2 separate regions of the Homo sapiens genome follow, and region 2 is linked to region 1. A link is a contact called in ENCODE Hi-C or POLR2A ChIA-PET data. All regions are on one chromosome and are shown on one strand. Each heading gives the region's core, a stretch centred on a gene start or an enhancer-like site at or near the end of the contact. The rest is flanking DNA. Distances are from core to core; before and after follow the strand shown.

Region 1 (5,680 bases), core at 303-2,802:
TTTAGCGGGGGACCAGAATTTGGGCATCCCTGGCAACAGTTCTCTAGCTCCCAGAAGCCCAGGGGCCTAGACCCCAGTTTCCAATTACTTCTCCTCCCTGGGTCTCAGTTTCCTCATCTGTCACACGGGCCTAAGGGGTGAGAAATGTTGCTGTATAACTGCAGGCGGGCCGTCTCGAATGCTAGTAGGACCTGAGTCATCCACCCAGCCTGGGTCCCACAAACGCCTCGAGTTCAGCTGGAGAGATCCTCTGCCTCCAGGCCTGCCTGTCATCCGAGAGGCCCAGACAGGGCGGGTAAGTTATTTATACAGGCCCTCCTCACCCCACAACGATTATCTTACTCCTCCTGGTGCAATCCAGGCCCCTGCTGTGGTTTCAGACCCAGAGTTATTTATAGTCAGTGGAAATTAGTGCCTCAGCCGATGGCTCCCTAGGACCCACCTGCCCTAGCCTCCACCCCAAAGGGAGAGAGCAGGCAGCAGGCAAAGAAGATGTCAGAGGTCGGAGGAGAGTGTCACATGCAGGTACAGTGTGATGAGAGTATCTGACACTGGATTGGCAGGCAGTTGGACAGAGCAGTCGCCAGGAAGTAGGACGAAGGAGAAACGGCCCACACTGAGGAGGGCAGGCTGTTGGGTGAGCCCTTGGGAAAGCTCTGCTGGAAAGAACAGCAGAATGGAGTGTTCCCTGGGGCCTCCCCCTTCAGCACACCCCAGCTCAGTGGGGTCAGAGCAGCTGGAATAGGAGCCTGAGAGACTCATGGACCCATGAGACAACAGGTCTGGAAGGGCCTTCAAGGACCATCTGATTCAGTAATCCCAGGGTGCACATGGGGAGACTGAGACCCAGGAGAGAAGGGACTTGCCCAGCACACAGTGGGTATGGGCCAGGGGGCAGAGACACCCGCCACCCCCCTCCCTGCTCTCCCCTGCAACCTCCTGGCTCCCTGCAGAGCCTCAGCTCAGCCACGCCATCCAAAGACCACAGACTGAGTGGCTTAAATGACAGAAATTCATTCTCTCACAGTTCTGGAGGCTTGTAGATGGCCATCTTCTCCCAGTGTCTGTTCACATTATCTTCCCACTATGCATATCTGTCTCTCTGCCCAAATTTCCTCTTTGTATACGGGTGTCAATCATAGCATGGATTAGGCCCACCCTAATGGCCTCATCTTAATTTAGTATCTGCAGTGTCCCTATCTCTACAATGACTCTATCTCCAAATACCACCACAATTTTAAGGTACTGAGGGTTAGGACTTCAACATATGGATTTGGGGGAGCATGATTCAGCCCAGAACACTCTGACATGGGAAAACCACTTCAGTCCTCAGAACTGAAGCTTTCGCTTCTGTAAAGTGGGGACATGAACAGGACAGCAAGCGGACTGTAATGAGGGACACGCTCACTGCTGTACTGATGTGTCTGTCCCCCAAGCCCGATGCTCAGTGGGCGTTAAGAAGTGGGCGTTAGGAAGTGGCAGTGTGGTGAGAGAGTTAAGAGGCAGACATCCTGGGTCTGAACCCCAGCTTTGCCACCCACTAGCTATGTTGTGCTGAGGAAATGACATCACCTCTCAGAATCTGTTTACTCAGTCTGTGAAATCATTCTTATTCCTGGGCTGTGAGAAGTAATAAATGAGCTGATGTGAGTCAACACACTTAGCACTGCCCAGGAAACCCCTGGAAGTGGAGACCATCATCATTATTATTATTACTATTACTATTATCATTATCATCATCATCATTATATAGGTTAAGAAGCTGAGGCCCAGAGAGGGAGGCATCTTGCGCAGCCTCACACAGCCATCTGGCACAAAACTAAATGAGAACTCAGGTCTCCCAATCCACAGTCCCAGATTTTTCAACCACGTCTCTATGTGACACTAAAGGGGAAAAGAAGACAAGTAATTCCTAAGTGCCCCACATTAGGAAAGTAACTAAGTACCTTTTAGCTTCTCCACGTGCCTTTGGGACATTATGGAAAAAGATTGTTACAGAGAATGCAAAGCCACGTGGATGAGGCTCAAGAAATAATGTGATGTTGAAAAAGTGGGTTTAGCATCGTATGTCCTGACAATGGCAACACCTCCACGAAGACAGATGCAAGGGGAAAGGGGCTGGCAGGAAACATCTAGAATGTACCCCATGTTGTGGCTGAAGGGTGAGACTGGGGTGATGGTTCTTTCCTCAGCCTGTTTCTGCCTGTGTGCCGATGTCGCTCCACTAAGGCACGTCGGTCGTAAACAACAGAAGCTGACTGGGCAGCATAGTGGAGGCAAGAGGGCAGCTTAGGAGTGGGCTCTCCAAGTTGGAGCAAAGGCTGGAAAACCCAGCTCAATTTTCCAGAAGGAAACGGGGACATGCAGGGATCAGTGGCACGACTCACTAAGTAAATGTCCCTTTGGGGAACTGCAGGTTGGGAAAAATCCACTACAAAAGCTTCTTTTGGTCCTTGTATAGCTCAGGATTCCAAAGCAGCCTGTGCTGGTGAATGTTAACCCCAGCTCTCTAGTTGCGAGGGAATCCTCTTTTGCAGTGGGTGCTGATTTCCTTGGTGTAAATACCACCACGTTACCCACGTGACATCATTAAACACAGAGTTGGGACGAGAGGCGCAGCCGCACACCATTATACGGTATTTCTACCATGCAGATACAATAGACTGTCTACTAGAGAGAATAGATAATAGTGAAATGTAGTAAAATAATTAGGAGGTGATAAGTTTGGGGTATTTGTTGCCTTTTAAAATATAATTTATATAATTGTAGGTTTATATAATTGATTTCTAATGATGGCTATAATTAACAACCAGCTCACAAAATACCTGAAATTTTAGCCATCAGCTCTCACAAGCAAGTGTGAGCTGGCACCAGCAAATCACTGATTCTACGTCCCAGGAGACAGCATCCCTGGGAGGTGATTGGCCTAGCTTGATCACATGCCCACGCTTAGGCCAGGAAGGTGGGGACACTTTGACTGATCGTCACCAAGACTCTTCCCAGTTGGGGAGACCAAATCCCCTAAAGGAAAGCAGAATGCCACTGGACAGCCAAAACTCAACACAGGCCTTTGCTTCTCTTCTTGATAATTTCTTTAAGCTGTAGTTTTTTCTTTTATAATATCTTTTTTATTTCTTTTTTAAATTCATAGTGCTTGAAGTCCCAGAGTCTTTTAAAAAGGCTCCAGGGCTCAATTCTGAGAACAGTGAACTGAAGGACCCAGCCAGGAGAGGTACGGAGGCTCAGAGCAGCCATACCCACCTCTACCTCCTCACTTCCCAACCCCTCCCACCTTCTCCAGAGTGTAAGTAAATGAGCTAAACCTCCTGCCCACCTGTCACCCTGCCTGAAAGTCCACCTTTACAAGTCCCCCAAAAGAACATAGGCAGCCCAAGTTGAGAAGTATCTTAGGGCAGAGTCTTCACAAATACCCGTAAGGCAGATGAGGGTGAATGGGAGCCTCAGAGGTCTGGAGTGGCCCAGATACTGGAGAAGTGCTCTTGAAGGCTTAGGCCTCACCTCAAAATGGGGACAGGGTGGTCATCCTAAGCCTAGTGAATTCATGATTGACTGCGAGGCCTGTGGACCCTCCAGGAAGATGTAGGAGCTCAGGTGGCCAGGGTGAAGAACCATACCACCCCCTCAATGAGAACCTCAGACCCCCCTGCTTCCTCCTTATTTGGGACCACCTGGTGGCCAGCAGAAGACCAGGGGATCTGATTTAGGATGGGAGCCGGAGGGAAAGTGCTGCCCCATGCTCCGGTAATGGTCCGGTTGGGGGGTGACCACCTTGTGTCAACAGCTCAGGCCCTGACGTGGGAGATGCCACTCCTACCCCCATTTTGCATGTGAGGAAACCGAGGCACAGAGGGGTTGACGGACTCGCCCACGTCGCACAGCTGTGAAAGGCAGGCCTGGATGAGACCAGACCTTGTGCTCTTAACCATTTGTCAAAGGGAATGAAGGGTCATTCCTAGAACTCTCTTCCCCCATAGAGGGCACAGGATGCTGGCTCAGAAGCCTGAAAGTTTTCAGTTGCTCCAAACCACACTGGGGCTCAGGCCCAAATATGAGGAAGAGGGGCCAGGGGAGGGGCCAGGAAGATACCTGATCTGCCAATGGGGCAACTGAGAATTTGACCCCAATTTCCAGGCCTCACTCATCTGCCTCCTTCTGGCCAGTGACATCCTCAAGGGCACCTCGGCCTGGGCCTCATGGGCTATAAGTAGATAAATCAAAAGTCCCAGACCCAGGGGTTGGAGGCTGTCAGCCCTGGAGCTACTTGACAGGGCCTGGCCATGGGGCACCATGAGACTGGGAGTCCAGCATTGGCTCCTCTGCTCACTCACTGTGTGGCCTCAGGTGAATCATTTTCCCTCTCTGAGCCTCAGTTTCTTCATCTGAAAAAGGGGTCCAGATATGCCTACCTACAAGGTTGTTAGGAAAATTAAATGAGAATAATGTATTACAAGCCCCTCCCTTTTTTCTTCCTCTCCCATTTATGGCCAGAGTAAACTTAAATACAAGTCAGGTTGTGCCACCACCTGCTGAAAACCCTGTGGCTCCCACTGCTCTCAGAATGAAATCAAAACTCCTCACTGTGGCCTGCAGGCCTGGTATGATCCAGCCATACCCTGTTGCAGGAGGGCCTCAGGGACAGGCTGCCAGGGCCACAGGAGATCAAAGTCCCCAATCTGTAGAAACCCAGAGCTTCCTTTGAAACTACAGATCTTTCCCCCGTCTGCTAATGTCATTTGAGATTCCATAATAAGTTAAAGATTGTAACTGAAAATAAATGATGATCATGTTTAAGTTGTGCCCTGAGAGTATAGATGTTCTGCTTCTTACTATTCTCTGAGAAATTTTGGCACATCCCCTAGTGGGGTATGCCCCACCCCCTAGCTGAGAATCACTGCATTCATTTACTAATTCAAATAAGCTGCTGCATTTTTTTTTTTACACTTTAAAGAACAATTTATTGGGTAACTACTTGGTGCTAGATGCTGTCCTAGGAGCTAGGTATATAGCAGTGAGCAAAACCAACAAAGATATTCTTCTTCACAAAGCTTCCAGGGGTCCAGAAAAAAAAATACAGAATAAATTAATGAATAACAAAATATCGAGTGGATAAGTGCTTTGAGAGTGACTGAGGGAGGGGCAGCTTTAGGTGGGCAATCAAGACAGGCTTCCTTGTGGAGGTGACATTTATCCTGAGCATCAGCTGACGTGCTGGGTGCCTAGGAACTACCTTCCATGGATTGCTGAAGGTGGGTAACAGTGGGGCTTCTGCTCTTCAGTATTTTCAAATCCCCTATGTCCATTCCTTGGGTTCTCCCAGGCACTCTACAAGACCCTATAACCTTCATGGTTTCGTCTTGTAACATAGCTGCTCAGGGGGACACACACTTTTTACCTCCCATTTATAGTAAAGAAACTGAGGCTGAGAGAGTGACTTGTCCAGGGTCACACAGCGAGGGGGTGACAGAGTCAGGACTTATCTTTGGGTATCCTAACATTCCCAATCCTATCCCCCTTCTCCCACCTCTTTCCTCACTGGGATGTATTTGGAGAAATCACAGTATCAGAAATAGCACCCCCTACTCTGTTAGAGCCTAGAGCTGTCAGCTGGGCGAAAGCCAAGTCCCAAGAGGCCACTGAGTGTCCAGTAAAGAAAAGGGGT
Region 2 (5,507 bases), core at 2,703-5,202, 60 kb after region 1:
GCCATGGGAGGCCATGGGGACAGCTCTGCACTTACCCTTGAACAGACAGTGCTGGGCGAGGTTCGGGGAAGCCACTTCTCCCCTCTGAGTCACCCAGAAAGTGGGCACAGTGACAGTGATGAACTAATCCTGCAGCCATGGGGCTATTCCGAGGATGCTCCTAAATTCAGGCTGCCTCTGAACTTCCCTTGGCCTCAGTTTCCCCATCTATAAAATGAGAGTGATGAAAATCCCTCCTGCCCCACCTTGCAGGGATACTGGGAAGACTGACAAGAGATGACACTTGCAAAAGCCCTTTGAAACTGCAAAAGGCTGAACCGTGCAAGTGATTATGATGAAGGTAACTGGGACACTCTGGGAGGTGAATGTCTCATCCTGTTTTATGAAAGTGGAAGCTTGATGAGATTGGGAGATAGAAAGCCAGCAGCTAGTTGGTGGTGAAATGAAGACTTCAGGAACCCTGTCGCAGCAGTGCCACCTCAACTTCCCTCCCCTGGGCTCAGAGGGGCTGAGGGGTGTCCATGGTCTCCCTGACGGCAGCTTCTGGAGAAGCAATGGCAGGACGGAAGTAGGCACGCACTTTGGGGCCAGCTCTCCATTTACCCATTGAGACCCAAGCAGCTCATCTCCCTCTCTGAGCCTCAGTTTCTCATCCATAAATGGGTATAATACAAGCACACCCTTCATAGGTGAGGCTGTGGCGAGGATTAGATGGAATCTCAGAGCTTATGTGTGTGCCCAGCACATGGTGGTGGACTGTCCTGGAATGTGAGCTGTGAGAATCACCATTGCAGCCATCATCCAAGGGTGGCCAACCTTCTCAGACCCCTCCCAAGGGGGCGAGGCCTGTTGGCAGAGCAGGCAGAGCTCTGGGTGAGCGTGCAGGCCCAGTAGATGGGAGGGTGCTGGCGAAGGCAGGTGTGCTAGGCAAGAGACAGAGGCCTCCATTGCCCACATTGCACACCCAGCCCACAAGCTCCTGGCCAAGGCTGGAGTGGGGGCCTCCCAGGCAGCTCTGATGAGTCGGTGGGGGGCAGCCAGATGCAGCACCAGGCCCTGGTATGGAAGGGGATGCCCACGGACACTACTTAGCCTGCTGCTGTAGCCTGAGCCATACCCCTACCAAGGGGTCAGCACCCCCATTGGGGACCAGAGCACTTCATCAAGAACCCGGCCACACTTGAGGTCCCTCGTATACCACCATGGGGACCCCTGATCACTCTTTGTTCTGGTCACTCTCAGGGGCATTGGGCAAGGGGTCATCCTTGGGTGGCTTCACACTCTTCAGAGTGTGAAGGAGAAAGATCATCCCTCTTGAAGGCCAAAACTAAGGAACACATTGACCTCAGTGCCTTGTCCAAACTCCTCTCCATTCTAGAAACACTCTCTCCTCTCTCTCTGTCTCTCTTTCTCTCTCTCTCCCCCTCTCCCCTCTCTCTACTGCATGTTTTCTTTTGTGGGAAAATGAAAAGGACGTAACTGAACAAGCTTCCCTTTGCCTTCTCTCAACCCAGAAAACACCAAATCGGTCACAAAAAGCTTGGTGTGGGGGCCTGAGTGCTTCTCTGCTGCCTCCTCCAGCAGACTCTAATCCCCTGCACCCTCTGATACTTCCCTTTGATCTGTAACACGCTCAAGGCCAAAAGTATTCCAGCAGAAACCTCCCTCCTGAGTCCCCTGGAGAATCAAGAGTTGCCCGGCTGGCAGGCCCCACAGCTAAGGTGCGGCCAGGCCTGCTCCTGCTTCAGGGCCCTCCCCAACCCGTATCCCCACACAGAGGGATGCAGTCAGCACGGCCCGCCCTTCATCTGTGACATTAATGTCTGTGGCCTGTTGCGTCTTCGTGATGACCGACCATGTGTTGTCTGTTCTCTGTTGTCTGTTAAAATTCTTTGTCGTGTAGGTAAAATGCAGGATGGCAATGTGGACGCCAGCCAGAGCAAAGGTAACCCTTTTGTTTTAACCGGCGTTTGTCGTCCCTGAGGCCCCTCCCCACCGGCTCTGACAGTCACACCAGAGACAGAGACTGGCAAGGGCCAGAGGCAGACACATCCACTCCTACAGGTGTCTGACGACCTTGGGGGTGTAGCTGTGATTTGCATGGTGCCAGGCCAAATAAAGAGGTGTCCACCGGTGAGGAGGGGGATACCCATGGGCCAGCATCTCCCTAGCCTTTGAACTCTGCGCCCCATTCAGCTGAAGACTTTGAGATCCTTAGAGGTTGAGGGGTAGGGAGTTTGGCTCAGTCTCTGTCCAAAAGGGTCACGGGCCCTCCAGTCCATCCTGCATGAAGAGGCCACGCCAACTGGGATAGTGACTTGGCTCCCATGGCTGCCCTCTTTTACGTTCTAAGCCTCCTTTTTTGTCCCTCCTGTCGAGTGGCTACTTAATATCCCACAACAGGTCCCAAGGACCAGCTGGGTAGAGCCCAAGCCTGTCTGTCTTGTCTGAATGTGGGAAAGGACAAGGGACCACCTAGGGTAGGACTCACAGGCTTGTTCAGGCCGAGAGGGGGATCCAGGGTAACAGCATCAGTCCCTGCTGTGTCCCAGATTCCAGGTCTGAGGCAGCGAGTACCACTGGGATCCATAGCTCCGGCTGGAAGAGGCAGGCCCCCATCACAGGACTTCTGCACCAGCCATGCGGGGCTCAGTCCAGGCAGTCAGCACCTACCCTGGGCAGGCAGGGGTGGGTGCCAGCGTCTCCACCCTGTGGGCTGACCTGCATGTGTGTCTATGTGTCTGTGTGTATGCACGTGCGTGATCTGCCCCCTGCAGCCAAACAACAGGACGGGGCAGCCGCCATGGAGATGCAGCCCCTCAAGAGTGCCGAGGGCGGCGACGCTGACGACAGGAAGAAGGCCAGCATGCACAAGAAGGAGAAGTCCGTGCTGCAGGGCAAGCTCACCAAGCTGGCTGTGCAGATCGGGAAGGCGGGTGAGTGCAGCAGGTGGGAGGCAGGGGACAGGGCTCACAGGGGGACCCCAGGCAGAGCCCTGCCCCATGCTCGGCCTCAGTTACCTCATCTGCAAAGTGGGGGGCTTGAATGAGTGCCTGAAGCCCACCTTTCTCTACCACAGCACCCAGTCTGAGTCCTGTGTACAGAAGGCACTCCATTAGCACTCAGTGATACAGAAGAGTGAAGCTCGAGCAAATCCAAGGCTCTGGTAGCAGACGGCCTGCCTTCTTGTCCGGCAATGGCTGTGAGAACTTGGGAAAGTAACTTCTAGCTCTGAGCCTCTGTATCCTCATCTGTAAAATGAGGATAATAGTTGTCCCCACTTCACAGACTGCTGTGGGAGTTAAAGGAGACTCTGCATACAAAGCATTAGCACTTGGCAGGTGCAGCAGCTGGAGAGGGTGCAGGGCCTGAAGTTCCAAGCAACACAGACTTTATCCTGAGGACAGTGGGAGCCATGGAAGAGACTTGAGCAGAGGAAGACAAGAATGGGTTTGGGCTTTATCATGACCACCCTGGCCACAGTGCAGAGGAAAAACTGAAGAGGTTGAAGGACATTGCCAAGAGCCCAGGGAGAAACCCATGGTCTGAGCCCCCGCACAACAAACTGGGCATCCCAACTAAAGTGGTAACTGCAGGTGATGGCTGGTGACAGCCCCGCTGGCCCAGCTGCAAAGTGAGCCCCCGACCCTCTGGCACGGCCTAGGCTTCCCCTCCCGGGTAAGGAGGTAGCAAATGCCAAGGCCTTCCCACCTGGCTGCTCGATCCTTTGTGGCTGTCTCCCCAGCTCTAATTATAGACACCACAGCATGGGGAAGGGAAGCAGATTACAGGCTTGGCTGTCTAAATTTAAACTTGGGGGCCTGGTGACAGCTCCCGGCTAGCTGGGAGCTTGGCTTCCAGCCCCTCCGACTGTCAGACAGGGATGGAGCCGGCTCTGAGGCTCCGCAGCTGGAGGTGGGGGTGGAGAGCTATGGGCCCAGGGATTTCCTCTATCCTCTATACCGCCATCGCCACCGCCACAGGCAGAAGACTCTATGGAAACATGGCACTGACAGGGCCGGGAACGAAGCGATGAGAACAACCCCATGGCCTTCAAAGTCCTCACTCCTCTCCCTCCTGCACCTCGGCCCTGCCAAGAATGGAGTTCACAGTCAAGCACTCCTGGGTTCACAGCCCATCTCTGCCTCTCTCTTTGGCTGAATTCCCTGAGATGGGTAGGCAGGGGATCTATTGACAGGGTGCTCTCAGGTGAGACCTGCAAGGGGCACAGGTCCACGCTAGGGAAGAAGCCGGGGGCAGCTGAGATTTCCAGAGAACTCCCAGCCTCTCCCGATCCCATGGGAGCTCTGGAGCAACCCAAATCCATCCTGCCCTCCTCTGCTCAAACCTCCTCCGTGACTCCCACTGTCTTCAGGATAAAGTCCATGGCTGCCCAGAACTCTAGGGTCTGTCCTACCTCAAAGCAGATGGCTGGGCTTTGGGACTAACACGTCAGCCACTGGATGTTGGCCATCAGGTTAAGATGGGAGTGCATTCCCAGGCACTTCCCAACAAGGGGACCCAGTCACCTGAGCAGGCTCTTCCTCTGTCAGAGTCTGCGGGTGTGAGCAGTCTCCGCAGCACCTGCAGTAGCACCTGTAGCAGATGGGGGATGGGCATGCTAAACTGAAGAGGAAGCCCCAGGGGATCAGGATGGGTCCCCAGCTGCGTTCCTACCGTTACAGCATTTCTCTTGCCTGTGGCTGCAAGCAAGTCACTTCCCCTATCTGAGCCTCAGTTTCCTCATCCAAAAAAAAGCCACCTGCTGTTTCCTCTACATGGAATGTTCTTCCCTAGGTCACCATGCGACTGGTGTCTGCTCAAATACCACCTCCTCCAAGAAGCCTTCCCTGGCCACCCTAGCTAAAGTAACCACTCCCTACCCCTGTCCCCCATGTCACTTTCTATCACATCATCCTGGCCTTTTTCTTCACAATGTGTCACCATATCTGAAACTGTCTTGTTCATGTATTCGTTTTTTTGTTTCTTGTCTTCCTCCTCCTCTAGAATGTCTGCTCCTCAAGGGCAGGAACTCTTGTCTTCTTTACTGCTGTGTCCTAGTTCCCAAACTAGGAACTAAGATGTGCCTGGCGTGTCATAGGTGCTCAAAAGGTATTTGTCGAATAAATGAATAAATAAATGATACCAACTTCACGTCATTATTGTGTGAAAGCTCAATGCAAACCATTCCTCCTTTATTCACACAGTCACTCGGCACACATCTCTTGAGCACCTACTATGTGTCGAGCACATACTATTGCCGAGCACTATGCTGGGCACTTTGCATGCGTTATTACCACATTTGAGCCTTACAAAATCTTGGGGAGGAAGTATGCATCCCCATTGTACAGAGCAGGAGACTGAGGCTCGGTGAGGATCAAGGTCTCAAGAACTTGCCACAGGTCATAAAGCAAGGAGTGGCAGAGCTGGGAGGTGAGCTGGGGTCAGCCTGACCCGGAGCTCTTTCAGCCAAAGATTTGGTCCACACCACCCCCAGCCTCCACTTC

Evidence for each region. Hi-C counts contacts between places; a loop is a spot of excess contacts on that map. ChIA-PET counts read pairs that join two places held with the same protein, here RNA polymerase II (POLR2A). Pooled maps may share reads with other maps.
Region 2: a map of gastrocnemius medialis shows a loop between it and region 1 (2.4-fold over the local background). The contact joins two enhancer-like sites. A Hi-C loop is called at or near these places in 3 of 168 maps with a recorded cell type or tissue (IMR-90 and gastrocnemius medialis) and 9 of 50 pooled maps. POLR2A ChIA-PET finds 5 or more read pairs at or near these places in 3 of 52 experiments (A673, B cell and activated naive CD4-positive, alpha-beta T cell).

What each region holds. Positions count from the first base shown.
Region 1 is chr3:10,433,308-10,438,987 of GRCh38, reverse strand. All of the region lies in intron 2 of ATP2B2 (ATPase plasma membrane Ca2+ transporting 2), which reads left to right. Among named protein-coding and RNA genes, the nearest start is that of MIR885, 42 kb to the right of the region's middle. Within about 2 kb of position 1,552, at least 6 of the 41 ENCODE cell types and tissues checked have a DNase peak (open chromatin) inside an H3K27ac peak, as active enhancers do; they include gastrocnemius medialis, where a contact is called at or near this core.
Region 2 is chr3:10,375,681-10,381,187 of GRCh38, reverse strand. ATP2B2 (ATPase plasma membrane Ca2+ transporting 2) reads left to right here. Exons shown (of 23, transcript NM_001001331.4): 9 at 1,904-1,945; 10 at 2,778-2,936. Among named protein-coding and RNA genes, the nearest start is that of MIR885, 16 kb to the left of the region's middle. Within about 2 kb of position 3,952, at least 5 of the 41 ENCODE cell types and tissues checked have a DNase peak (open chromatin) inside an H3K27ac peak, as active enhancers do; they include gastrocnemius medialis, where a contact is called at or near this core.